Linked DNA regions of Mus musculus: regions 1, 2, 3, 4, 5 and 6 are each linked to region 7. The links are chromatin loops, found by intact Hi-C in ENCODE. Cell type or tissue: heart. All regions are shown on one strand. Region 1 overlaps Akap13 (A kinase (PRKA) anchor protein 13). Region 2 has its middle 38 kb from the start of Gm46017. Region 3 overlaps Akap13 (A kinase (PRKA) anchor protein 13). Region 4 overlaps Akap13 (A kinase (PRKA) anchor protein 13). Region 5 overlaps Akap13 (A kinase (PRKA) anchor protein 13). Region 6 has its middle 62 kb from the start of Sv2b. Region 7 holds the start of Akap13 (A kinase (PRKA) anchor protein 13).

Region 1 (4,000 bases), 65 kb before region 7:
ACAAGAATTTGAACCCAGACCTGACTCTAAAGTCATGTTTATACTTTTTCCACATACAGAAACACGAGAGTACCTTAGGGATGTGGCCAAGAAGGAGGGAAGGTGGTTTTGTATACTGTACATTAATACAGAAAACAATGAAAAGAGTTGTTATTAGAAGATTTTCATTAAATAGAAGATGCTTGACAGAGGGTGTGAAATTTTACTAATTAAGTCACTGAAATGAAGAGACAACAAAGGTAGCATTTGTTGTTGGTCTTCATTTGTAAACTAATGTATACATGACACCTTCTGCTTTTCCAGAACAGCTAACAAGCAAACAGGCCAACCCACAAGCAAACAGAAATGCTGACAACTTGAGAAACTGCTGGAAAGCACTCTTAGACCTTTCCACATAAACATGGGCTTCGTTTTTTTTTTTTGTTTTGTTTTGTTTTTCTCCACATAAAACTGAGCCACCAGCTGAGAGTTTCTACTACACAAACTTAGTTGCTGTTAAATGAATAAAATTCTCTAAGAATGGTTTACTCCAAATTCTATAAAACCCAGAGGGGTCAGAATCAATATTCAAGCTTTCCAAGAATGAAAAGGGAGTCTGCTTATGGTTCAAAATTCTAGAGAAACAAATGTATGATGTTTCTGTTTGCTCCGCCATAAATTAACTAACTTTAAGTAGTGATAAGGAGCACGCCATCCTAGCACTGCATGGCACATACTCAAGAGCACACTAGCTTTTCAAAAAGCAATCACAAGTCCTGGAATCTGCTATTAAGCTGAGCAGACAATGGCCCAGTACAATGGACAAAGCAAAGCCATATACACTGACGCATGCCATTGTAAACCTGAGCAGCTAAGCCAGGCCAGAGCAAGAAACAAAAACAGAAGGCAGCCACCCACCCATGCAAGGAATGCCTCCCAGTCAGTCTCACAGAAGGCAAAAGAAATACCACAGACTTGGAGGAACTTAAAACTCAGCTATGGACTCTCCAAGACACTACTTCTCAGTTGACTATTTGTTAGCAGCCTTAACACAAACATCCACTCTGGCTGAGAACGAACTGGACATAACTAACCCTAGTGTAAGTTCTGTCTTTCTGAAGCACTTAGAACTAATTATGCAATAAATAAAATCTTGCCAAATTAACCTGCTCCTTTCCAACACATGAAACTGTCACAATTCCTAAGAAACATTCTACAGTAGGATAACCAGAGGTGATAACAAATAAGTTCAAAGGCTTGGAGCATATTCTCTAATATGTATTCCTAAGAGGGACAGGATGGTTTACAAACACTGAAGCAAAATAACAATTCGAATATTAAAATTAATAGAATGGATAAGTAGTGAATGAGACTTAGAAGAGAGCTTTTTTAAAAAGTCAATAAATGTGTAAGAAGACTGAGACTATTTTAAGTTCTGAACAAAACAGAAAAAGCAATCGTCTGAAAGCACTGAGGGAGTAAAAGCTGAGAGCTGAGAACGTTGCTGAGATTCACTTTTGTTCTTTTCACTTTGCAGGTCAAGGCTGCCCAGACCACATGGTGGAGCAGCAAGAGCTCATGCAGAAAGCTGCAGTCTTAGAAAGCTATGTGTGAATCCAAGTCCTCGCTACACTAAATCGGACTGGTACTGATGAGAGTCCAAGGCTTCTCGCACAAAGCAAAGGCACAGAAATTATACTAAAATGGATGCTCCCAAAAGAACAAGCACTAACATTCGGAAGATAAAAGAACACAATGGACCCTAAAAGAAATATCACCAAGGTGCAGCACACATTAAAGGGTACTAGGTATGTGGAATTTGTTTAAATATTTTACCAAATCCCTCACTAATAACTGAGTTAGATAAAATCCAAAATATATGTTCACTTATACTTGCATATGACTTCTAATTTTATCCACGTCGAGCTAGAGACACATCTGTACATTTTAAATCTCATCAAGACCGTATACCTAGGATGTAACAGGTACTCTTCCAACTTAGTAAGACATTTCATTAAAAACAAATTATTTGAATAAATCATTTCAGTAACGAAGCCATATGTTAACTTGGAGGGAGAAGGGGAGAAAAGATGCTTTAACAGGGAAGAAAAAAACACAAGTGCTATGAAAGATGTGGAGTGGGAGAATACTGGGGCTTAAAGATTTTATCAAGGATGGAGGGTGGATTCCAAAATGTAGGACGTATGAAAAGCATTACAGAAACCTGCTACTTTCTTAACTATGTTAAATATACAAGCACAGAGCCCAGTGTGGTAGCATATGTCTTGATAAGCAGAGGTATGAGGATCTCTATAATTTCAAGGCCAGCCTGGTCTACACAATGAGTTCCAGACCAGCAAAGGCTACATGGTGCAGGGGAAGAAGAAAGGAGAAAGGAGAAAGGAGAAAGGAGAAAGGAGAAAGGAGAAAGGAGAAAGGAGAAAGGAGAAAGGAGAAAGGAGAAAGGAGAAAGGAGAAAGGAGAAAGGAGAAAGGAAAAAGGAGAAAGGAGAAAGGAGAAAGGAGAAAGGAGGAGGAGGAGGGAGAGGAGGAAGAGGAAGAGAAAGAAGAGGAGGAAGAGGAGGAGGAGGAAAAAGAAGAGGCAGAGGACAAGGGCAACAACACACTGACAACAATTCACACAAATGTTTTACAAATGAATTTGAACAGAAATATGAGTAGGTTGCAAATGTTTCCCCCAGAAATAATAGGTTATTAAACAAAAATCCCAGTGCTAGGCATGGGGTATCTCACTATGAATCAAGGAAGCATCTGAGGCCCCCAAATCAACAATGGCTATTGCCACTAACCTTGGTTGCTCACCAAAACGAGGTGGTAAAACCCATTTGCCAACTTTGGTTGCAGAACAGAGAGGAGTCAGGCTGGAACTGACCTGAAAATTTGCTCCCTACATGTTAGCTGTCATAGTGCCAGATGCTGCGCAGGCCACTATGGGAGAAGAAACGTAATAACTGATCCCTGCAAGCTACAATTCCAATGCTTAGGGCAAGATGTGCCCACTGGTACAATGGCTGACAAGAAGGTTATGGGGATAATCAACCACTCTGTGATTGGCTCTGAGGCCTGCTCCACAAGAGAAAAATTCATGCTGAATTCTGTGAACCTGGCCACAAGTGCCTGGTTCAGGAAGTCATTGGCCCTAGATGGTAACCTACTACTATTGTTCTTGCTAAACACAGTGTCCAACTGCCTTCTAAATGTTTACATTTATATTCATGGACCAATGCTGTTCCCAACCCTGGACAAAGAAGCTGGGCAGAAGTTAATGAGGAGATTCTCATCTGGCCTGTGAGTGACTGGTCCTAAATGGTAGCATTACACTGACATGCTACCCCCACTCCACCTCTGCCAAAGGCTCAGAGAACAACAGAGAAAAGGAAGAAAGAATATAACAGTCACAGGAGTTCTGTGAAATGCAGCATATGACCTGGTTATTGGATTTACACATCCTCAGCAGCTGTGGTTACCTGTGTAAGATCAAGCTTGTCAATTTTCTAGCACGGGCAGAGGAGAGCCTGAGAAGTCCCCACCCCTAGCTTAAGAGCTATTGACAGTTAATGGCTGCTGGGGAGAGAGAATCATTTTTCCTTTGGGCACGTGGCCATTATCCCATGATCCAGTGGATGGCCCCACACCTATTTATATGAGGGCAGCACTAGATGCAATCACTGTGTTAACTGGAGGAGAAGGAGAAGGACATGAAGTTGAAAGGGGGATGTAAGAGGCCTAGTGCAAGCTGGAGGGGAGACTGAGGATGGCTAAATGCATTGTGTACACGTAGAAAATTCTCAAAGAGTAAAGACCTATCAATGGCTAGCAGGCACATAAAAGATGTTCAACATGACTGGGATCATAAAAAGCCTCTATTCATCTAGCAGCTCCCTTTATCTGCGTCAAATATGCATTTCCAGTTTTCTAATAATCCACAGGCCCAGGTGACAAGTACCAACTAAACACTGAGAGGGGTTCCACTCAACTCTTAAAGCTAAGTTTGCTTGACT
Region 2 (4,000 bases), 56 kb after region 7:
GGAGAAAACAGTGTGATCAAAAGGGTAGCAGAAATCCCATTCTACACAGACCACCTTTAGATTTCATCTTGAGCTCAGCCCAGTTGGAGTCACACAGTATTTAAGGAATAGAGTGAAGCAGTCATAGAGAGAGAGAAATTGGAAGGAGCTCTTTTTCCGCGGTGTCTGTGACTGTTTGAGATAGAAACAGACTTTATAGCTAGGGAAGGAAAGTGGACCGGAGGAGATGGGAGCTTTTATTGGTTAAACCTCCTCTCTATTTGGTCTTCCCTTGGCTTGAGAGCACAAGGAACATGAAGTAGAGTTAGTTAGATGCAGGACTCTGGCTCTGGCTCATGAAAAAGGATGTGAGTATGAAGTTCCTGCCGCATTGTTTAGAGACGCCAAAAGTGGGAAACAGCCTGATTTCCACCAATAGAAGGCAGCCTAATTAAATTGCTTTATTTTATACAATGGGACACTGTGCAGCTGTGAGATGCAAAGAATGAGGAAGCCATTTATGTGCTGGTGAAAAAAAAATACTTTGAAATATTTTATCATGGGAATAGAGTAAAATCTGGAACATGTATGGTATGGAGGGAAAAAAAGAATATGTATTATGTTAACTCCATGCATGAAGGGATGCTAAGAGGAGCCTGAGGAAGTAGTGCCTGTCTGAAGCCCTGGGCTCAGTAAGTGTATAAATGGGGCCCTGCCATGCAGGCTTAAAATCCTAGCACTTAGGTAGGTGGAGGCAGGAAGGTCAGATGTTAAAGATCATCCTCAGCCACATAGCAGGTACGAGGCCAGTTTGAGGTTACATTAGAGCCTGTCTGAGAGAAAATAGCACACTAAAAATAATACAGTGAGGTAGAAACGATGGTGGTTACCACAGTATGTGGAGACAGAACATGGAGAAAGATGGAGGTTTGGGGGATGAGTGGGGCAGAAGTCTTGTTATTGGTTATAATTCCACACTCATTTTTATTTTTTTCTAATTTTCTGTTTTACCTGCATGTATGTCTGTTCTCCATGTGTATATAGTACTGAAAGAATCCAGAAGGAGCCATCAGATCCTCTTGGAACTAGAGTTACTAATATCTGTGAGTCACCTTGTGGGTCCCCTGTATGAAACCAGGTCCTCTACAGGAGTTACAAACGCTCTTAATGGTGGAGTCATCTCCCCAGCTTCTCCTCTGTCTATATTCTTTTGAGTTTTGAATAATGTGATTGTGTGACTGCATGATCTGTTTATAATTCACATCAAAGAATCATCCTGACTCTGCTACTGTTATCAGCTTTCCTTGGTCAAGCTTTTAAACAGTTGTTAGTCCAAGTTTTGAAATCAGGGAAGATGGGCCCTAAGCTGTGAGTGTGGGAGGGTGGGGTGGGGTGTGGGGTGGCTCACTAACATTGCCAGGCCATTTCCCTTCCTTAGACAAGTGCCTAGGTCCCCACCCTGGGCAGGACTGTGATTTACTGGCTCACATTTCTCCAGACATATTTCAGGAGTCAGTTCTGCTCCCGACACTTGAGTCCTCCCCCCACAGCTCAGAATGTTCCCTGAGCTTGAAAGTTCAATGGCCTTTGAACTCCTTTTGTAGGTGGGGCAGCTTCTAGAAACCTCTGTTTTATTTCCCTGTTGGTTGATTTCTCCCAGAAGAGTGTGGGGATGTTAGGACAGAACAGAGTGTTCAGGGTTGAACAAAGCCCTCCCCCAGACATGTACAGGCCTTCTAGGTCCTGGGTGAGGGAACCAAGGGCAGCCTCTAGTGGCTGTTTCTAGATATGCGTCAGAACTCTGGGAGCCTTAGGAACTGGAACTTGCTCCTTTTGAGAAGGCCAGAGAGAGCTGTTGAGTCACAAATGGGATGGCAAGACCGGGTGACATTATTCTGTGAAGCCTTTACCAGAGCCATGTGTGGTGCTGGCCTGTAAGTCCCGCATTTGGGAAGCAGATGCAGGGGGATTTCGAGTTCAAGGTTTGAGATACAGCTACATAGCAAGACTCCGCCTCAGAAATAAACAAAATGTTTCACCATGAGCCATGGCTAGGTCAGTAAGTACTCAAGTCAAGCTGAGCCTGTGTTCTGGACTGTGAGTCCAGAATCAAGACCTGACCCGGAATCTTATCTTTCTATCTGCTTGTCTTCCTCCTTCTTTCCTTCCTTCCTTCCTTCCTTCCTTCCTTCCTTCCTTTCTCCCTCCCTCCCTCCCTCCCCTCCTCCTCCTTCTTCTTTCTCTCTCTCCCTCCCTCCCTTCCTCCTTCTTCTTCTTTCTTTCTTTCTTTCTTTCTTTCTTTCTTTCTTTCTTTCTTTCTTTCTTTCTTTTTCCTTTCCTTTCCTTTCCTTTCCTTTCCTTTCCTTTCTCCCTTCCTTCTTAGCTGCAATCCTAAAGCCCAAAGCTTCTATTCTACACTGGCTGCTGTGTGGGTGGCTACATTCCTTGCAGTTTGTAACTCTGCATAAACCAGGGCACTGATGTTTGTTGGATGAATCAAACCAAGCCAATTTGGATGCGCTGAAAGTGAACCTGAAGTTGGAACTGCGTCATCTACCTTAACTTGTTTCCTAAGTTATTTTAAAAATAATCTCTCTCTCTCTCTCTCTCTCTCTCTCTCTCTCTCTCTCTCTCTCTCTCTCTCTCTCTCTCTGTGTGTGTGTGTGTGTGTATTAGGCAGGCTTGGTAGTACATGCCTCTAATCACAGCACTCAGGAAGCAGAGGTAGGCAGCTCTTTATGAGTTTGAGGCCAGCCTAGTATAGCTAGTTTTAGGGCAGCCCAGACTACATTGTGAGACATATACTTTTTGTTTTCTTATAAAAATTGATATTGGGGATATTGATAGTTGATATTTGAATTGCTGTATTGGGGATATTGATTAGATCAGTTTTTCTCATTTAATGGGAGATAACATTTTTGTTTTCTATTTTAAAAAATAAGCTAAGGTGATGGTTCCTTTTAGAGGCTGAGGCTGGGGGATTGCTGTAAGTTCAAGGTCATCCTGGGCTATAGAGACAGACCTCATCTCTTATGTTGCTGTTCAGCTGCTGGGTACAGTGAACCCCTTTGGAACATTTAAAAGTGTCTTTTTACATGACATTTACACCCCCCTTTTCTACACATTCCTTTACATTTCTACAGTGCAGGCTACCATCCACAGCCTACATCTCTTAGAGAAACTGTATATCATGTTACATGATTAACTTTGCTTCTGTCTTCAGCTGCCCACTTTGAAGTTTTATCTTGACTCATAAACCCTATCAGTGAGCTTTGCCTCTGAATCACTCGAAGATCTTGGTAAAATGAAGAGATTTGAGTCAAGGGGTGGGGCTGAGACGCTACAATTCTAAGGAGATGCCAGCTAGTGACAGCTGTGCTGTTCTAGATTCTGCACGTCGAGGATGAGGTCATTTAAAACCAAGGACAAAAAGGTTCTGAGAACAGGGACTGCCAGCAGTGAAAACCAGTCTGGCTGCTGTGGGCGGGTCCTGCTGAAGGTGGGGCCGCTGCTGAGGGCAGGGGCAGGAGTTTTGCTGGTTGATGTTGGCCAGCTCTTTCCAATGCACTTTTCCGTTTCTTGTAAATGTCTTTTGTCTTTCCTGGGTTGGAGACAAACCGAGAAAGCCAGCCAAAAGCCTAGCGGAGACAGGATTTGTGGGTAGCAGATGCTTCTTCAGGTGTCCTGAGCTGAAGGAAACAAGGGTACAGTAGCCAGATGTGACCTCCGAAGTCTGTGTGTGGGCACCGGGAAACAGCCAAGCCAGACTTTGGTTATCTCTAGGTCTTGGCTTTCTTTTCCCAACGTGACAAGAGAGGTGGCGCACATGTGCATCTGCAGGAAGTATAAACCCCTAACTCCTTTACCTGTGTTTATTAACTCAAACAGGACTTCTTTATCGAAGCACCATTGACATTGGGGGCTGCATAGTATTTCCTGTAGAGAAGGCTGGGTATCCTACGCTTTACGGAATGCTTAGCATCGTCCATGGACTCTATCTACAAAATGTTGGTAACACCTC
Region 3 (4,000 bases), 150 kb before region 7:
TACTTTCCTCTGCCGGGATGGAAGCCTGTGCCACTTGCTTCATGTCAGCTTGGGGGACATTGTTATTGATCACTGAGAGCCCTGTCTCTGTGGGGAGGTCCCTGGCAAGAGGCTGCATTGGTTTTTCGATTGGGGTCTCTTTGGAGTTACTCGTGGCACAGTTAAGGTCTGTTCCCTCCAGCGTCTCTCTCTTGCAATCAAGTGGTTCTATCTCTGGGGTTATGACTTCCTGTAAGTCAGTGACACCTTTGTCCAGGAAAGCTTCTGGCAAACTTGGAGTCATTTGCTTCTCTTGGTTTAACAACTCTGAAATTGGGATGTCTTTGATACAGTGTGATGCATCCTTTTTTCTGGGCTCAGCAGTAGCTGGTGAAGCATCAGCCACTGTAACATCCTCCATCGCACTTCTGCTTACCTCACAAGCATTGGTTTCCCCTTGGAACTGAGTATTCTCTACGACAACATCGAGAGCAGAAGGCTGATTACAATGGAGTGCCTCAGACGCACCTGGCAGCCCACTTGGCAACAGAGATGAGCCGCTCTGCTCTGTACTCGAGGCTTTCTGCTTTGAATCGGCAGACAGACTCGTTCTTGGTGGCACCAGGCTCTTTGCAGCCCCACCTTCAGTCAGCAGGGAGACCTGTGGGGCCACTTCCTTGATGTCTTTAGTTTCTGTTTTCAGACAGGCAGAGGGTGTGTGCTGCTGTGCTTTCTCCTCGGCACAGAGGGCTGACATAGGTTTTTCACAGAGTCCTGGTATCTCCTGCCCAGAGGGAGGTGTTCTCTGGTCTTCCCTTGACATTTCTGAAGAATGCACGTCTTCTTTAACTGAAGAACAGCTCATTGCTCTATCTTTGCCATCTTGCCCCAGAGCTGTGGAACTTTCTGGAACCACTACACTGACACCTTCTTCAGGCAGAGTAAAGTCAGAAACCAAAGCAGCTTTATCCACGTTATGCAGTAAAGAGTCACTCAGCACTTCAAGTGTTGCTGTTGGGCTGGAACCCTCCTGTTCTCCACCAATGCCTACAGGGCTGGTATTTCCCATGCTGGTCCGAAGCTCTACAGCAGAGGATGGAGGTGGGTCAGTGGCCCCGTCTCCTACCTTATCGGTATCACTCAAATCTCTTCCATCTGGGCCATCTCGACAAGCTGTAGTTCTATGGAGCTGAGGAGTTGCTGTTCCCTTTTCTTTCTGGGAGGGGACAAGAGAAAGTGCGTCATCTTTGGTTACTGATTCACTCTCTGGACTGCTTGCCAGAGAGAAACTGCTGGCTGGAGGTGATACCTGGTCTGGCGCTAGTTCTTTCTCAGTCTGGGAGACAACTGAAGGCAGACGTGGAACATCCTCAAGCACGTTCGTTAAAGGTGTATCTTGCTTCAAACCATTTCCTTGATTCTTTGCATCTGAAACACAGAGATGACAAACCCCCACAGATTTCTGGGTATTTTTCACAGTGTCAGAAGTGACTGTGTCAGCTTGTGGGTCTTCTGGGCAGAGGGTGGTGCAAAGTTCTTGCGTGCTTGGCTGCACCATTGTGCTTTCAGGCAGGCTAGCTTTACCACTGCCACATTCTTCCAACCTGCCACTAGAAGTCACTGTGCTCGGCTGATGTGTAGCCTCAGCAGAAGGCGTGCCAGCCTCAGCTGTAGAACAGAGCAGCGCCTGGCCACTTAGGCTTTGAGCAGGCCGTGCATGAGACTCTGAGTTCTGTTCTGGCATCCCATCTGAACTTGGGCCTGGCATGGTTAAATCCAAAGGTGATGCTGTCTTACAAAAGCCTGCTATGGAAGTATCAGGTTCTTGTCCACCTAAAACCTTGTTTTCTATAGCAGCAGCAGGAAGCACCGGGGAGCTCTGGTCACTTGTGGTTCCCCCCTCACAGCCTCTCTCTTGAGTTTCCATTCCTGGTTTTTCAGTGGGGATTTCTTCAGAACTCAATGCAGGTGAAGCCTCAGCAGGAGTGTTAACACCTACGGCACTGGTGGCAAAGACATGGTTTGTAATATCGGCTTTCTCCATGGGTTCACTTAAAACTTGAACAGCAGTTGTTTCAGTTGTGCTACTGTCTGAATTCTCAAGTCTTTCCTTTGTGCCTTCCCCTACTTGAGGCTTATTGTTCTGGGTGGTAGCATCTGGGGTAAGCAGGCTATGTTCCAGTTCCCCTGCCTTTTCTGGGGCACCAACATCTGTTGAAGAGCTGTCTGGTAGCTCCCTTCCAGAAGAGTGCTGGCATGCATCTGGTTCTGTGACCATGGCATCCTGCAGCACACTGCTCCTGCTGCTCAGTGGCTGCTGACATGTGGCTACTCCAGAATAGTTTGTTCCAGTTACTTCGTTTCTGTTTCCACAGGATGGAAGACCTTCTCTGCCCTTCACTCCACAGTCGGGTACGCTCTGAAGGCAGCTGTCTTGATGAGATGCAGACCCGGAGTCCATGGCAGATGCTGGCTCCGCCTCTTCCCCCTTTCTCCCCACATCTTTATTTTTCTTATGAGAACAGATGACATTTTCTTCCTCAACCATGCTTGACAAATCACAGGAACTTTCAGCCATCCTCCCAGGACTCCTTTGGCAGCACAGAGTGCTCTTAGTTTCTTCAAAAGGAGGATGCTGGTGGTCAGAAGGCTCTGGTACACAGGGAAGGAATAGGCCATCTGTCTCTGGTACACTGGGCACACAAGACGAATCTTGTGCTGTCACCATTAATGGCATGAGATTGTCCATCTGCTTCAAGTTTGTTTTCTAGGAGGAAACCAAAGATACCTTTTAAAAATTGATCATGAAAAGAAAAGTGTGTGTGGGGGGGTGTGCTGACTAAGAGAAAAAGATGTCACTGATACCTGTAAGCCAAGTCTTGTTGGACAAGCACTGTCTTTCCGGGCCTTCTATCCATCTGCCTCAAATACCGATGTAAAGACACAGTATAATCAGTTTTAGAACCCCTTTCAAGCAAAATATTCAGCCACGTAACTACATTCCCAAAATATGTTCAATCCAACATATCTACGCTTTTAGAATTAGGAATTCTATGTATCAGTTAGATAAAAAGTGGGTTTTGTGCTGTCCATACAGCATATTAAAGAAAAGAGAGTGTATACTATTAGCCAAACCAAACTCTTAACTACTGTCAAGGGTGTTATGGCTTGAGGGCACTAAAAATATGATCAAAAATGGTTTTTAGCACCTTAAAATTAATTTAGTTTTGCTTGCATCTTTTCTGAGACAAGGTCTCACTATGTAGAGAAATTTGCTATATAGACTGGCTAGCTTCAAAACGCCTCAACCCTTCCGTTTCTCCATCCTAACTACTGAGATTGTACCCACATTACTATGCATAGTGGAAAGGTTCTTAAAAATTAATTATATGAACAAATACAGCAAATAAGAAAGAAATGGCTAAAACAATCACAGTTCATCAATGTTATAAAAATAACACAACACTGTTATAGGAACTATGAAGACAGCCTAACTATCTAATCTAGTCTTCTGCCCCTGGAATGTGTGTGTGTGTGTGTGTGTGTGTGAGAGAGAGAGAGAGAGAAAGAGAGAGAGAGAGAGAGAGAGAGAGAGAGAGAGAGAGAGAGAGAGAGAGAAAGAGAGAGAGAGAGAGAGAGAGAATGAAAAAACTAAATAAAATTTACAGTTGATCAGAAGTTATTAATTAAGGGGGGGGGAAAAAAAGACCGAGGCGATAGCTCTGCTGAAGAATGCATACTTCTCTTGCAGAGGGCCTGAGATTTCTATTTTCAGCACCCTACATCAGGCACCTTACAAACACTTCTAATTCTAGCTGCAGGGAATTTGATACCTTCCTGTTTGCATTTATCTGCACATACTCCCCCACAACACACATGCATGGGGGTGGGATGTTTGCACACATGTGTGTGCACACACACAAAATTAAAATAAGTCTTAAAAATAAATAATATAAAAATATCATAGACGTACAGACAAGGCTCAGGAAAATAAAAACAAACAAATAGGATTGCACCTTTA
Region 4 (4,000 bases), 100 kb before region 7:
TCACAGAGATTTGCACTGTAAACCATAATACCGCCCCCCTCTCCTTAGGCTTTGAGTGGAATCCATACCAACTCAGAAAGACTGGAGTCTGAACTATATATGGCAAAAGGAAGTTGGACTCAAGAAAGGGGCAAGCCTTTCTTTTTGTACCATACAATACCATAAAACAAGTTTCTGTTTTAATGCTAATGTCCAGATACTAAGATGAACAGCCTTTCTCTGAGAAGACCAAGGCTACGAAAAAGGTCAGAACAGAGTCTTTACCATGCATGATTGACCTCAACTCCAATATAGGGGTAGGAAAATGTTTTCTGTGGGCTATATAGTAAAAACTTTCAGCTTTTGGGAACATATCTGATTACTCTCACAATTACTCAATTCTCTTTTTGAAACAAGGATAGTCTGGCAAATGGCTTATGTGGTAAATCTGGTACTTGTGGGAACCCTGCCCCTTAATCCTTTCCCTCTCTACACAGACCTTTACCAGATCCACAGAACCCACAGGTTGGAAGAAGAGAACCTACTCCCACAAACTGTCCTCTAGCTTCCAGACTCATAGTTCCCCTCAAATAGATTAATAAAATTAAAAAGATATAACCCTGTTTCAATGAAATTTTGTTTCAGAAAATAGATGGTAGGCAGTGATTTACAGGGTATACGACTGTAAACTCCTTGTCTAAAAACCTTTTGGGGGAAAATGTGACATGGCTAGTGCTGAAGCATAGGCTGGGTAAGAACTCTACTGTCCCAGCCAAACCCCTGTATTGGCTTACTTAGGTGAAACCATGCTATGTGTTCTTCAGAATGGACGGACAGAAAAGTCTGCATATATTTTAGTGAAGTTCACACTACCTTGCCCCTGGCCAAAGACAATCAGAAACACATGAAGAGTTAGTTCCTGACAGAGTAGGAGTCACTCAGGCAAACAGAAAAGTAACCAAAACAGAAGCTATAACCTGAGCAAGATAGAAAGAAAGGGAAATAAATAAGCCAGCTATAGAACAGAAAGATTATTAAAGAAAGCAAAGAGCATGAATCTTTAAATGGGGAGCTCAGGCAAGAACTGAATAGACAAAGGATACATCCATTCAGAGGACTTGAAAGGATGTATGCAAAACCACAAAGTAAATGAAATGGCACAGTCATGAAGCAATGTGCCATGGCTTGAGGATCAGGAATCCATTCTCCAGGACCACAGTTCCCAGTCCATCGGACACTAACAAGGGTGGCCATGGAAAGGCTACATCTCCTGCCCCATGCAAGTCTACACATCGCTGGAAAAGGTCACATATGTTCATCGTGCACGCTAATGATCACCATCCTTCAAGAGTGTGGGGATGAGTAAGAGCTTTCCCACCCCGCCTCTCACCTGCCTTGTCCTGCTTTACCTCTCCTGTAATGATATGACTCATGATTTTAACATATATACAGTATACTGATGTACAGAATTTTAGACAGCATATTTATCTGAGTTAAGGGCATACTTGTTTTATTCAATGCAGTATCAGTGCCTAAGCGTGATTGTAAGTGCTCAATAATGTTGGCTGGATAAATGAATGCCTAACTCTACTCTGCAAATCTCTCTCCCCAATTTATCTTAGGTTAGATAACTGGATGAAAAAAATCAAAAGATCTAAAATATAATGCTATGAGGATGAAAAGATTTCAGCTCACGTCCATAAAATGACAGTTAAAAAGAACCAAGACTCAGAAACACTCCTGATAAGAAGACATAATAGGATCTCCCCTGTCCTTAGTACCAACTCTCTTAAAGAGAAAGTGCTCAGACACATTCCAAGAGCCTTGGGTACAGCCCACTCCCAACTAGCAAGCAAAGCCCTCAGCTTTACTTAAAAGCACCTCAAACAACATAAACAGAAATCAACTGAGGAATTCACTGATTTTACTACCAACTAGGTCATTGCAAGTACAGGCTTGGACTGACTTCACTGGTAGAAAATATTATACAGTTTCTTTGATGTTTCTATTTTGCCAGATAATGACAATGGCCAATTAAACCCACTTAGCAGTCTTCCTCTTTTAACATGTTCTCGGATATTCTAGTTAAAAGTCTCCCTCTCCTCAATGTAAACAGAACTCAGCTCACACAGTACCACTACTAATAAAGTTGCTACTGTCTTCCAGCTTCGAATTCCGCGTCACCAATACTGAAGCAAATTCTTAGCCATTTGCAGGCTTCACTTCTTTGGGCTATTAGACAAAACCAGTAGATGGCGCCCAATAAATCCACTTCTCTCTCCCAAACAAGAATTTTGAGATTTAAGATGAAATGGAAATAAAATACAAACCATTTTGAATACATTTAATGTGTGTAAGTGTCCCCTACGAGAGCAGCATTCCTCAAGTTCTAATCTTCCAATTCTTTCTGTTGCTGTACACAGCTCACTTTAGTTTGTTTTTGCTAAATAAACACAGCTAAACTGGATGGAGAGTGTTGGATTTAGATCTCTGGGGCACCCCAAGCTACCCTGAGCAGTCTGCTATCCCGGCAGACCTCCATTCTCCTGGCAACCTCTCTGCCCACCTTTACCAGGACTGTGGATCCTGAACCATACAGGTTAGCTTACCTTCCCCAAGCCATCTTCCCTGCTTGGTGAGTCCACTGGGTACCCCCAGCTGCCCTGAGCAGTCTGTTATCCCCAGGAGGACCTCCATTCTCCCACCACCTCTCCATCCACCTTTATCAGATCTATCTTTCTTTTTTTAAAGCAGTGTCTCCTCTCTTAGAACCGTTTCATAACTACGTGGAACGGCTACAATAATTAGGTCAACATGTAAAGAGACAGTCTATTCTCCCTTCTTAAACAGGATCAGATATTTGCTTAAAGTGCAGAAAACAAAGGTTTTTGTTGTTGTTGTTGTTTATTAATTTTCGTTTAGGAAAGCTCACAGCTGGTAGGTAACATCCGTCTTCCTTGACTCTCCACTCCTCTCCTCTTCCCCTCCGTGAGAGCAAGCTACTTAAGCTGTGCTCTTCCTACTCTGCAGCTGATAGAAGGGGGCAGACCGGCTCGAGTATTGAACTCAGCCAGATCTCAGTTATCTACTTGGTTATGAATTATCTTTCCTTCTCCAAAGTCATCAATGAAGCAGTTCAGAGAACCTCTAAGTTAATCCTCCACGTTCTAGAAGGCACAGAAGACTCTCCAAAAATCTGATCAGGCACCCAATGAAGTCAGAATAGATATTTATTGCTAACTTTGTAGGGACTGACAGAGACCTGGTTTGGTTCTAATTCTGTCCCTTACTAGCTGCATGATCCACCAAATGACACAGGTGCTGTGACACTGTCTCCCCCTCTCTAATACAGAGTAGTCATTTCATGAAGCTATTAGGATTACAAAAGAAAATTAAGTAGGGAACACAGCATACTATATAAGTACTACCAGGCATGAAATAATCAGAGGTGTATATGATTACAACTACAATATACTTTTCTGCCAATCGCTTCTGTATGTGTATATGCACTAGTGTGCATGAACATTTGCACACACACAAATATATCACATCTGAAAAAAAAAAGGCAGTATTCTCAACTATACTATCCAGAAAAACTATGGTTTTCAACCTCAGTGTAGTATGTCTTCAAACATCTGTCTCTCTCTCCTAGTCAAGAAATAAAAACAGTTAATTTTGAGTAAGATACAAACAATGTTTAATCATGCCCATAGATGTGGCAAGAATAAGGAATGTCACCGAGATCTAGAAAACAGATTTAGTAAGGGAAAGATAAAATTGCAGACCTAGCTTCTTAGGGTTTGCTCCCTGGATTTCCTTAATACAAGGATGAACTAGACAACGTCAGCTAAACCTCAAAATAGAATTTTGGTACACCAGAGATGCCTCCCAATTTTATGCTCATTAAGAGTAGGTTATGTTCATTCCTGATCTTTAAACTAATGCAAGATAACAAAAATGGTAGGAAATGAACCCACATCCAGACTGGTGGGTCTCATGAACCAAAAAAGGAATGTACCAT
Region 5 (4,000 bases), 52 kb before region 7:
TTCTAAGTATAAGATCATGGACATTGGCTGTGGCAAGGGAGAGAGTGTGGGTATTCTGTTATCTAAAGTATCGTAAAAGGCCCAATGATTGAAGCAAATAAAGTGTGTCAGCATATGGGTGACAGGGCTCATGACGACAGCATCACACAAATTAACTTCAGCTGCTTAAGAACTGATTACAATGTTGGTTAAAATGGTGGGCAAGCTATGTGGGAGACACTGCACTCGGCAGACAGAAAGACTGCATGTGCCAATGCTTATGTACATAAAGTCCCATAGAAAATCTCAGAAACACCGCTAGGAGTTTTGTTAGCACAGAACTGGTGAGTATGAGGGACAGACAGGTTCAGAAAGGGAAAAGAGTAACAGTTTACTGGTGAGGAGTCTAGGCTTCTTGAACTCTAGGTACAATAGCCAGCCATCAACAAACAGTCTAAGCAGGACAGCAGCCATGACATGTATGTCCGAGAAAATGATTTCTGCCTGTGATATATGGTAATGGACATAAAAGGACAAGCTTGTGACTAGAAGCTGGGAGGTACTACTGAAACTATCTCAGTAAATTATAAAAGGCTGTATGCCTAAATATGGCCAGTGCAAACAGGGACAAAGGGGAGGATAAACCTGAAAAGGCTTTGAAAAAGATCAGAGTTAGCACTTGCAGCTTCAAAGGTGAAATCGCAGGCATTTACCAAGCGTTTCACCTTGGTTTAGATTACTGACAGCACTAGAAGGAAGAAAACATTGAGCCAATAACTTGAGATGAATATAGAGTTGATTCTAGGGACGCCACTTTTGAGATGCCTTTGCTATAGTCAAGAATAACAGCTGTTGGCAGTGAAGAAAAGAGAAATGGACACATGGATCTGAAGCTCACAGGAAGTCCATTAGAACACAGGTTCTGACAGCACTAACACATCAGCAATCATCTACACTATCACTCTACAGCCCAGAAAAGCCTAGAACTCTCTAATTCAGGATGGCTCTGGTTTATAAGCCAAGTTCCTGTCCTGTCTCAGTTTCCTGAGTGTTTTGATTAAAGGCATGAGCTGCTAGAACCTGTGACAAGAATTAATTAGAAGGAAGCCAGGAAGGTTGGAGGAACAAGACTGGTTATGATATAAAGCATTAAAGCATTCTGGCAATACAACAACAACAAAAAATGGCTCCCGATGATGATGTAAGTTTTAAACTGTTAAATAATATACAAAAGATTTTAAGGAAAAAAAAATCTAAAGCTGGGCATAGTAGGACATGCCTTTAATCCCAGCACCTGGGAGGCAGAGGCAATCAGATCTCTGTCAGTTCAAAGACAAGTCTGGTCTACATAGTGAGTTCCAGGACATCCAGAAATACATAGTGAGGAACCTTGTCTGAAAAGAAAGGAAAAAAAGGAAAAAGAAAAAGAAAGAAGGGAGGTGGAATTATACAAAATTCTTAAATTTAATAGTTTGGTGAAGAAAGTCTAACAGTCCTGAAAGTGACCAACTATTCAAAATATTCAAGGTAATATAATTCTAGTTAGTACATACAAGATATTCTAAAAATCACAATTTTAAATAGGAATTGTAAGAATGGTATTCAAAATGTTAAAAAGATACTAATCTGTATTTCACTTGGAGAATGCCTAAGATTGCTTTAGTATGTCAATTAAAACTGCAAAAGAGACTTAATAATGTATACAATAATTACACTTAAAGCGACCAGAAGTCTAATGTAGGCATGTATCACTCCATGCTACAAGGTAAAGAAGAAAATAAAAGAGAAAGACTATACTCGATGACTCAAGGTACAATTATGGGTAATTTTATTTTTCCATTTCATGTCATGAAGCTTCCGTGAGTTAAATTCTCCATAATATAATTCTTCATAAATGCTCCAAATAAGCATCTATTACTAAAAATCAAGATAAATGAGGGGCTGGCAAGATGGCTCAGTAGTTAAGAGCACTTTCCGCTCTTCTAGAAGACCCAGGTTCAGTTCTCAGGACCCACACCAGGCAGCTCATAGCCATAACTCCAGCTTGAGGGGATCTGATGCCCTCTTTTGTCTTCTGCAGGCACATGTACTCACTCATTCACAACTCCTCTCCACCATACTCCTCACCACCACCCCGCCAACACACCCGAAATTAAAAAAAATCAAGAAGTGATATATTTGTTAAAGAGATGTTTAGTTTCCTTAAAACTGCTTAAGGCAATTATATGCCTCACCCCGTAAAGGGGTCTTACTTCTAAACAAGACATGTTCCTACTCCTATCTCTTTTCATGGAGCTTTGGCTTAGAAACTTTAAACAAAGCACTTGTTACAATTAAATAATGTCGTCAAACTCAAACTGATCCTCCACCAAGAGATACAGTTCTATAAAAGGAAAAAGGCCATAGCACACCAATAGCCTAAAATAAAAGCAAATCATGTGTTTATTACCAGAAAACAGATGTGTGCAATGGGCCTGAAGCAACAGCTGTGTCCAAGTTCAGTGGCATACAGACCTCTCTGAAGAGTTAAGAGCTACAATCAGACACAAGCCATGGTGGTGGTAAGACGACAGACCTCCATCGACTTCTACAATTCCTCCTCTCTGTACACTGCTGATAGAACAAGCCTATGCCTCCCGAAAGAAAGGCAGTCTGCTAAGGTAACTACTGTTGGTTTCCTCTGCCTTTATTTTTATAAGGTTCTTCCAGGCCAATTTTATTGCTTTATATTTACTGGTTTGTCTGTTCATTTTTGAGACAGTGTCACTGTGTATGTAGTCCAGGCTGGCCTGCAAGTCAGAGAGATTCTCCTTCCTCTTGCTGTCTGCCTCCCAAGCCCCAGACATGCAACCAAGTCCAGCATTCTTCACAGTTCTTACTTTCCAAAGCACTTGGCACAATAGCACAGTAAACAGGCCACAGCCCAGCACACTCAGGATCCTGAGGCAAGAGGATTACTGCGAGTTCAAACTCCTACTTCAAAAAGAAAAAGAAAAGAAAAGAATAAACTACCACAAAGAAGAATAAACTCATTTTGGAGATAAACACACCTAAATTAGAACCTCATGTATATTTTCAAAAGCTAATAAAAATAAAAAATGCAGACATATAAGGTAAGGGATTATTTCTTTAACCTTTCTAAGCATCAGATGCCCAGACAACAGAAGAGGGATCACATGATCACGTCCTTGTTGTCATGGAGGAGAAAACAAGAAACTGTTACCAGAATGCCCAGTGTCTAACACACAATGATACACACAATGACAGGTTTTTATTGTTAGTTCTCAGTGGGCTGTGGAATAGAATCTGCAGATTCATAACCACATGGACATTTATAAGCTCAACAAGAACTCAGATTAATAATTTAGCATAAGTTGAGGAGGTTCATAGTGGAGAAGAAAGCTGCCAATATGAGCTGTACACTGGAACTAAGAGCAGTGGTTATGCACTGTAGGTCCTTATGGGTATCCCAATAAAGGAGTGGCTAGGGTTAGTTTTTAATCACCAACAGTCTATTAACTGTCATTTCCAATCCAACACAGTAAGCTTACATAAAATGCCAACTGCATACATCCAAGCAACTAAACGGATTGCACACCTCTGACTTTACTTATGGGATGTATAAATGATGAAAACGTTACCAGCAGATGGTTAGAAAATGTAATGACTCTTTTCTCAATCTGAGTTGACACATGGGGAAGTGATTAGACTCTTCTAGAAAATTAGGAAAACAATGTGAGCCAAGAAGGATATGTTTCCAATCCAGTATTTCCATCTTTAACCCTATAATGCTTTTCACAAGCAATGAAGACTGATTTAACAGTCCTTTCTAAGCTTTATCTAACTAAAATAAAAAGCAAAATGACACTCTCTATAAAGTGACACCAGTCCAGCCAGAGCTACATAATGATGCCCTGTCTAAAGAAAACAACAACAACAACAACAACTATTTAAAGGAGCAATATGAATTGACACCTACAAGAAACAAGTATTCTCTACAAGCAGCAGAAATTTCTTCACC
Region 6 (4,000 bases), 84 kb after region 7:
AAAGCAAGGTTGAGTGTGAGGCTGGAGAGCTGCATCTCAGTGAGTTTATTGGACACAGATTTCAATACCAGAAGCTCTAACAACTCAGGGTCCTCCTTCCAACAAGTATGACGAGCAGATTACACAGTCTGTGATCATCTGCTGGGATGAAGAGAAGAGAGCATGAGTCCATCTGTTCCCTCTTCTCCCACATGGAAGTTCTGCGTTATCAGTGACGTTACCATGGCATAGACTGTGATAAATGAAACTGTGTCAGAGGTGAGACAACATTTTTGTGTGTCTGAACAGAGAGTGCGTTTAAACAGATACAACTGTTCTCTGCCCCAATTCCTGTTACAGGGCGAGACAACACGAGGCCGGAAGAAACCTCTGAGATCATCTGGTTCAGATCATTTTCAGATGGGTGGGGTGGCCATATCCAGAAGTTCCTGGAACAGCCTCAGTTTATGCCAGTTGTGCCAGAGTAATAATGGCGAGAACTGCCTTTCAGAATCTCAACGTCTCATTGGAGATAAGCATCATCACTTTATTGATGAGGAAATGACATTTCCAGGGGCTAAGTGAGGTTTCCCACTAATTAAGACTAGTTAATGTTGACGGCAGCGCTCCCCAATCCTGATCCTAGGAAATCCATCCAAGTGTGAAACTATTTGAAATATTTTTCTTATTAAGTATGATGTGAATTTATTACTAACTAAACACCTGGGGAACTGAAATGAAGACTTAATTGGATTTTAGACACAAAGCTCGGTGATCAAATTATTGATGACAGAGCTAAAGTAAACACTGGGGATGAAGTAATTTTTGAAAACTCATGCAAATTTCCTAAGTGCATCACATGGCCAGACTTCAAGTCTTTTCAAGTCTGTTTATTACTTTCTGGTAGCAGAATGACATGATCTTAGTTTCATTTATTTTCTCTGTTTCTCCAGACTATATATTTTCTCAATGACTATATATTTTACATATTATTGGAAAGAAAATAATTGGATTAATGGTTATTCTAAAACGATGACATCTTCCTGCACCTGTCACCCAGTTGCATGGGAGTCAGAGTCACTGCATGCCTGGTCCCTTTCCATCTGTGATCTCATGGAATCCTCACAGAAGCCCCATATGTTGTCAGTTCGTGGTGTAGATGACTCTGAGGGCCCCCAGGAGGTAGCCTGTTTAAGGGCAGAGAGAGCATGTGGGCCTGGGAAACCACATGCAGCCTGTCTGCTGTGCGAGTCCATGTGAGAAAGCCACATCCTCTAATCAGCAGACAGGGCTGTGACTCTCACAGCAGCTGCATCTCCTCCTCTTCCTTCCTAACTGTGCCCCCGTCCTGGCCCAGTCCTTCAAGTCGGATGGTGATTTAACCGACCAAATGTCTTCCACACAGATATAGATAGCAAGGGGCCAAGATCCGGGGACTGTGGTTTCATTAAAAATATATTTTTATTTGTTCTTTGACAATTTCATAATTTAGACAATGTGTCTGATAATAGCCCTGCTCCCCACTCCTTTCTCCAGAGTCCCCCACACGTGTCCTTCCCCTTTATGTCCCTCTACTCTTCTTCCTCCTTCCCTTCCTCCTCCTCCTCCCCCTCCTCCTTCTTTTAAATAATCTACTGAGTCCAGTTAGTCTTACCAGTATGCATATGGGCAACCCAGCAAGGGCCAGAGGAAAAATGACTTCTCTTTCTGTAACAACCCTTACCTTAGTTGTCAAAATCTCCTCAGCTAGTGCTGGGCCTGAGCCCACCCCATTCTTGGATTCATGTACTTAGTGACTGGCTTGGTTTTGTGCAGGTAACTCTAGCTTCTTTGAAACACACACACACACACACACACACACACACACACACACACAGAGAGAGAGAGAGAGAGAGAGAGAGAGAGAGAAAGAGAGAGAGAGGTAAATATAATAAAAAAGAAAGCAAATACCAATTCAATCTTTCATGTCCCATCAGAGGTAGTTTTCCTTTGGGTATCTACTTTGAGACATGAAAATTAAACCGAGTTAGTCACCCTAACAAGGAGGGTAGGGTAGGAGGGAACAGTAGCTGGGGTTACGGGCAGAGGACACTGGGGTAGGCATTTCTGTGTCCGGAACCCTGGAGAGACTGATTTCACTGTAGCGGTCACTGACAGACCTTCCAGACCCATCTGTGTTTATACGATTTAGTAAATCTATGACATCACTATGCAGGGCTGTTTCAGATTATATACTAGAATGAGGATGTTCTGTGTTCAGAGCACAGACTGAGTGAATCGCCTGGGCAGGTTTCTTCTCCATCATCTCAGTTCTCTTCTGCCATCTGCTGGGGCAGGCACTCTACAGCATGGAGAACCAGGGAAGAGCTTGTCGCAAGCCCCTGACAGTGATATATCCAACAGCAATACGCTGAAAAGGCTGGAGAGGCAGGCTTTACACCATCCTGCCTTCCTTTCCCAGCAGATCTTCTGGGGTTTTCAAAGATTAACATAGTTCCTAGTATTTTTTAAATGTAACAGCCTTATAGTAGCAGCTGTTGCTACACTTGAAACATTTTAAACAGTATTTTATAAATGACACAGAAGCACACAGGTTTGAGTTTAAAAAAAAAAAAAGAGAAACAGAAGCGCAGAGATTGAGGAAGTGGAGCCACGAGCTGGCAGCGGAGCCCCACCAGAAGCTTCCTTGACACTGGGGTACACACTTTTCTCACAAAGCATTGCAGAAAATAAAAGCAAGGAAGAGTCCCAGAGAGGTGAGTCAAGCTGCTGTTCAGTGCACGAAGGAAGGCTGTGGTCCAAGATCCTCAGCCCTCAGATGGCAGGGAGTAGGGGTGCGTAGGGTGGACCTAGCAGCACAATTTCCCACACGCCTTTCAAGGTCAATGCCAGGACAATGAGAGACATTTAAAAAGTCACTTACTATTTTTATTTCATACGTATGAGTGTTTTGCCTGCATGGGTGTGCACCACCAGCACTGTCTCTGAGGCCAGTGTTCCCCGAGCCATGTTCCCAACTCCTCCCCAGTTTTCCTATCTTCTCTCCCTGACCCTCTTGTTAACACCCTTCTTCCCAGCAAGTGCCCTTCCTACTTCCATGTCTTTTTAAGTTTTAACATGGTTGTTCCTTACTGCGTTTAAGTTTGGTTGCTTTAATGAGAAAGGTTGGGGGAGTTATTAGCTTGAGCAAGGACAACTTGCCACTGTCCACACCACTGAGGAATGTGACTTCTACCCCTGCAATCATTACTGCCCATCGCTCCTCAGGGAGAGGTGGGGCCTCATGAGCTCGCCCACCACCCACAGGGAATGTTAGTGGGCCCTGTCTTGTGCAGATAGCCACAGTTGCCAGGACTTCATAGGTACCGCAATTATGTGCAGAAGACAGCATGGATTTCATAGCACCCCGCTCCCACCTTCAGGCTGTAGCTCTTACATTATCTCTGCTCCGTCTTCCTTAATGTTTCATGAGCTTTGGAAGGGTGATATAGATGTTCCATTTAGGGGTGAGTGCTCAAAAGTCACTTGATTGGTTAGGAGTCTCAGCATTAACTACTGCCCGTTGCAAACAGAATGGTGCTCATCTGCAGCCACTGCCATTTTTGTTAACATACTTAGTAAAGGCAAGGAAGCCAGCACACTAACCTTTTCTCACTTAACTTCAAGTCATGCAAATACTCACACTTGGTACTGTTAAGAAAAACATTCTGATCAAGCCACAAATCTCCCTTATTAGTTTAATGTCTTTCCAAAAAGACAGCTGTAGTGAGGAGTGTTGCTTCCAGACTCCTGTGTGTTTACATAAATATGTGTGTTCCCATAGCAACACAGAGCATTGTTTAGTGTTACACCCACTTACATGAAGGATACCTTGCATCTTCAGCCGAGCCAATCGCACTGCCCCCACACTGGGAGGGGCAGTTGATTAGCGATGGGGCCTCATTGGAAACTCCCTTTATAAGCAAACGCCCACATGTCCTGAGCCCCAACTCCTCAGGCAGCTCTTGTCAGGTTCAATATA
Region 7 (4,000 bases):
TGAGCTACACAGTAAGACCCTATCTCAAGAGAGAATTAACAAAGTCTCCTAAAAGTAAAGTAAATTTCACCACAGATGTGCAAGCTAATTGTCATTTTGTACAAGGCCCCAGAATTAATGGGTTTCTCCTGTGTACACTATCACTAGCCAGTGAAAATCACCTCACCTAAATCAAACAAAAGCTAAACACCAACTGTGTGGACTTTTCTAGAAAAAAAAAAAAAAAAAAAAAAAAAAACAACACACACACAGAGCATAGCAAAATACCACCCATCACAATCCTTAAGGTGTAAAAAGACTAGAAAAGACCATTTATACTACACATAGTTCCCATTTAGTGAAGCAAATACCCTAGAACAAAAGTATGTGTAGCATGTTACCACAGTCCAGAGAAGGTGTCCTGGCCACCCGATTTTGCAGTATTTGTTTATATTATGTAACTAACCAATAACTCCCAACTTCTGTCCACCTCCTTTGCTCACCACACCCACCCCAGAAAGGAAAATTAAGCACAAAGACTGTGAGTCCTGAATCCCTGTGCCTTCAGAATATTTTTCCTTGGTTTCATCAGGTAAACGAAGCTGGGTTTCATACAAAGAAAAGCCAAAAACAAAACAGAAAACCCCACACACCACTTGTCCATGTTATTCACATAGAAAAAAAAAGCAAAATGCCATGAGCAGTAGCCTTCAAAGAAAAATTTAAGTTTAACAAATGTCAAAGAAATACAACTAAAATTAACATGAAGTGACGGGGGGAGGGGGGTGGGGGGGAGGCATTGTGTTTCAGTATGAATGATAGGGTTCTCTCTTGGGAGCTAAAACTGAATTACCATTACAGCGCAAGTCTAGTCAACGAAATGCAGCGGAATGATTCCCAAGAGATGATGGTGTACAAAGTGACACACTGGTTTATCTCAGAGTCATCTCGACTGATAGGAACTTCTTTACAGACAATGAATGCACGTTCAAGAACTGGAGCGCTCCTCCTGACCCGGGCAATCCAAAAGTTTGGGGGGTGGGGGTTTAAATGAGTAAGTGACTTCGGGAAATCATGAGGGTAGTAACAAAAAACAGACAGACAGACAGACAGACAAAAAGGCACATCACTTTGTAAATCTGCTCAACGCAATGAACTCTCAAAATAACTTCATTATGAAGGGGAAAAGCAAAGACTGAAACACTCAGAGATTGCTCAATCCATTTTCATTGTGAACTCCTGAGTTCACAGTAGAGTCTAGACACTTAGAGTTAGCCAATATTTTCAGCCGAAAGACAGACACTTTCTTAGCGAGAAATAAACTGAGGGTGCGTCTCGCACCCCAGTTAAGTGTCAGCGAGCCTATTTACGAAAAGCAGTGATTCGCTAGTTCTCAAAGTGCTTGCACTAGAGCTCGAGGGGCAGAGGAGTCGAATGCGCCACCGTTCCCGGGGCGCCCACCGCGCCCCCCTCCCCATCTCGGGAGAAAGCCCCCAAAGGTGGCCGGGGCGCGCAGTGTTTACCCGGCTTGACTGCCCCGGGGAGCTGCTCGTTCCCGGAGCCGCACTCTCTGTTCGAGCGGCGCGCCCCACCGAGCAGCCGTCCCTCAGAGGAGAGCCGCAGCCGGCGCCACAGAAGCGGGCAGCAGAGGAACGTGGGTCCGAGGAGGCCGGGATCGGCGGCCGCGCTATCCACCCCTGGCTGCCGATGCTAAGAAGGGTCCGCCACCCGCGTCGCGCCCGCGCGTCCCCGCGTCCCGCAGCTCGCGCGCGCGGCCGAGAGCAGCCGAGGGGGAGGGGCGGCTGCGCGCGCGCCCCCTCCTCAGACGCCCAAACTTCCCTCAACTCCCTCAACTAAGTTGCGCTCTCACCGTGCGGCTCCCCGGGCTCCCCCGCGGGCCGAGCCGGAGCAGCTCCGCGCCTTGGCCGCGGAGAAGGACAATAGGCGGCCGCTCCCTCGGCGGCGGCGGTGACGGCTGGAGCAAGGAGCAAGCACGGCGGTCTCAACCGAGCCCAAGAGCTTAGCAGCAGCAGCTCCGGCTCTGCGACCGCCCTGCACACAGACCTGCCCACCCGCGCATGCGCCGCCTGCGGCCCGGGGTGGGCGGTGCAACGAGCCAAGCCTAAAAGTTTCTATTGGACAATTAGACTACCCATCATGTTCTGTGAGCCCAATAGGAAGGCTTCTTGGCAGTTGGCTCTGGTTGCTAAGGAACGATGAGGTTGACCGCCACTGCTGCCAGGCGGCAAAGTGATCAAAGTCGGGTGGCTGGCAGCAGCTGCTGGGGAAATGCCCACCCACCTTCTCCTATCCGCCCCATCACCGGAAGCCACCCTTCCTCTGTGCGCCTGGTGCTTACCTAAGTCGGAGCACTTACCACACGTTGACGCTAAGACTCAATAGAGTCTTCTTAAGAGTCCAAGGTGGAGCGGCACAAAGTACTCAAGTATGTTGGATGGGTGAAGATTGTCACAGTGACTTTGAGCTATTCGATCACCACAAAATCATTGCCTTTGAGTTGCTATGGACTTCAGAAACCATCTAGTTGCTTCGGAGAAACCAAGTATGGACATGTTCCAATGGTGACCCAAGATACTACATTAATTGGTACAAAAAGAAACTTCTTTTTGATAGTTACATATTGTAATGTGTTATTAAGGGAAAACATGCCTATAATGCCAAACTATTTTGACATGTTATTTTTTCGGTCAATAGAAAGTTGGGGGGGGGGGGAGCCGGGGATTATGAATATTACGCAAGAAATGTGAGGTTTTCTGTGCAGTTTAATATTTATTGTGGTCGAAGTAAGAAAGGTAGTTTCCTAGGAGGAGAAGGGTATTGACTGGGAAGGAACAGAATGGAATCTCTGCGAGTACTGGCCTTGCATTTTTATTTAGGTGATCAAAACATATTAATATGAAAATATTATGTGGCTGTACCCCTAAGATAAATACCCCATTGGGGGACAGTTTCCTTTAAGTATTGGACTCCCTCTGGCCAACCATCTCCCAGTAGATGACCCAGCACCCACACAGCTATGGACAGTACAAGTTGAACACAGTGGATCATAAGTTTTTTTAAAGAGCAGAAGGAGAATAAGAAGTTGAGAGGGATGGGTTGGGAGAATGTGGCCAAAGTATATTATATGAATGAAGAAAATGTTCAAAGAATTATATGAAAAGATTAACTTCATATAATTTCAAAGTCAGTTTAAAAAAAATAGTAATACAAGATATGGACCTGCCAAAAACTGCAAGAATGGAAGTCACTGTCATTTGGGAAGTTTTAATCCAGACAAGGTCACTACCATCATGAAAATATTTAACAGAAAGTATTATCAGTGCCTGGTGATTGTACCAGGCATTTTCTGTTGTTAAATGTCACTTTCCCTTTTTAAAATTATTTTAATTGAAAAGATGCTTCATATAACATGTTTTGATCTTGTTTTCCCACTCTCCAGTTCCTCTCAGATCCTCCCCACCTCCCTACTCATCCAACTTCATGTTTTTTCTTTTCTTCTTCCTTCATAAAACAAAAGCAAAAAGTACGAAACACAAAAATGGAAATCAAACAATCAAATCCAGGATCAAGTCCAAAAAGAAAAAGAAAGCCAAAACACAGCACAATGAAACAAAAAGTCCACAAAAATACCACTGAGTCCATTTTGTGTTGGCCAATAACTGGAACATGAGGCCTGCCCTGAAGTGTGATTGATAAAACCAGTGAGAGTGCATTGGAGAAAACGGATTATCCCTTTGCCAGGGCATATTGATTGTATATATCTTCTTGCTTAGAGGCTGGGAGCCTATGACCCCTTCCTCCCTCTAGATGCTGGGACTCCTGGCTTGAACCTTTGCAAATCTTTTGTGTGCCAACACTGCATGAGTTCATATGCATATCAGTCCTATTGTGTCTGGTAGTCACTGTTTCTTGTAGTCATCCATCACCTCTGTCTCTTACAGTCTTTCTGCCTCCTCTTCCTCACTCCTTCCTGACCCTTGAGGGCAGGGGGTTGGTTAGA

What was found. A loop is a pair of places that touch in the nucleus more often than their neighbours do. Peaks named below come from ENCODE experiments on the same cell type or tissue, not always from the same donor. Only the 100,000 strongest peaks of a DNase experiment are listed, where the experiment ranks them.
Region 1: it touches region 7 in a loop (1.9-fold over the local background); 9 of 42 quality-filtered maps call a loop at or near these places.
Region 2: it touches region 7 in a loop (2.4-fold over the local background); 9 of 42 quality-filtered maps call a loop at or near these places.
Region 3: a loop joins it to region 7, with 2.6 times the contacts of the local background. A loop is called at or near these places in 2 of 42 quality-filtered maps.
Region 4: a loop joins it to region 7, with 8 times the contacts of the local background. A loop is called at or near these places in 15 of 42 quality-filtered maps.
Region 5: it touches region 7 in a loop (1.9-fold over the local background); 8 of 42 quality-filtered maps call a loop at or near these places.
Region 6: it touches region 7 in a loop (2.2-fold over the local background); 3 of 42 quality-filtered maps call a loop at or near these places.

What each region holds. Positions count from the first base shown.
Region 1 is chr7:75,518,274-75,522,273 of GRCm38, reverse strand. All of the region lies in intron 1 of Akap13 (A kinase (PRKA) anchor protein 13), which reads right to left. Among named protein-coding and RNA genes, the nearest start is that of Akap13, 65 kb to the right of the region's middle. In heart, a CTCF peak has its summit at 1,514; no DNase peak of the experiment used is centred here.
Region 2 is chr7:75,397,115-75,401,114 of GRCm38, reverse strand. No RefSeq gene overlaps it. Among named protein-coding and RNA genes, the nearest start is that of Gm46017, 38 kb to the left of the region's middle. In heart, a CTCF peak has its summit at 1,755; DNase peaks (open chromatin) are centred at 1,614 and 3,444; H3K27ac peaks cover 2,656 bases.
Region 3 is chr7:75,607,231-75,611,230 of GRCm38, reverse strand. It overlaps Akap13 (A kinase (PRKA) anchor protein 13), which reads right to left. Exons shown (of 37, transcript NM_029332.1): 7 at 1-2,746. Among named protein-coding and RNA genes, the nearest start is that of Akap13, 150 kb to the right of the region's middle. In heart, CTCF peaks have their summits at 681 and 1,579 (motif pointing right); DNase peaks (open chromatin) are centred at 640, 1,150, 1,610 and 2,390; H3K27ac peaks cover 3,913 bases.
Region 4 is chr7:75,554,359-75,558,358 of GRCm38, reverse strand. The region is part of intron 2 of Akap13 (A kinase (PRKA) anchor protein 13); the gene reads right to left. Among named protein-coding and RNA genes, the nearest start is that of Akap13, 100 kb to the right of the region's middle. In heart, a CTCF peak has its summit at 2,224 (motif pointing right); no DNase peak of the experiment used is centred here; H3K27ac peaks cover 377 bases.
Region 5 is chr7:75,505,313-75,509,312 of GRCm38, reverse strand. All of the region lies in intron 1 of Akap13 (A kinase (PRKA) anchor protein 13), which reads right to left. Among named protein-coding and RNA genes, the nearest start is that of Akap13, 52 kb to the right of the region's middle. In heart, no CTCF peak of the experiment used is centred here; no DNase peak of the experiment used is centred here.
Region 6 is chr7:75,369,405-75,373,404 of GRCm38, reverse strand. No RefSeq gene overlaps it. Among named protein-coding and RNA genes, the nearest start is that of Sv2b, 62 kb to the right of the region's middle. In heart, a CTCF peak has its summit at 2,313 (motif pointing left); DNase peaks (open chromatin) are centred at 1,254 and 2,314; H3K27ac peaks cover 755 bases.
Region 7 is chr7:75,453,598-75,457,597 of GRCm38, reverse strand. It overlaps Akap13 (A kinase (PRKA) anchor protein 13), which reads right to left and starts at 2,064. Exons shown (of 37, transcript NM_029332.1): 1 at 1,850-2,064. In heart, a CTCF peak has its summit at 2,077; a DNase peak (open chromatin) is centred at 2,147; H3K4me3 peaks cover 2,760 bases; H3K27ac peaks cover 1,720 bases.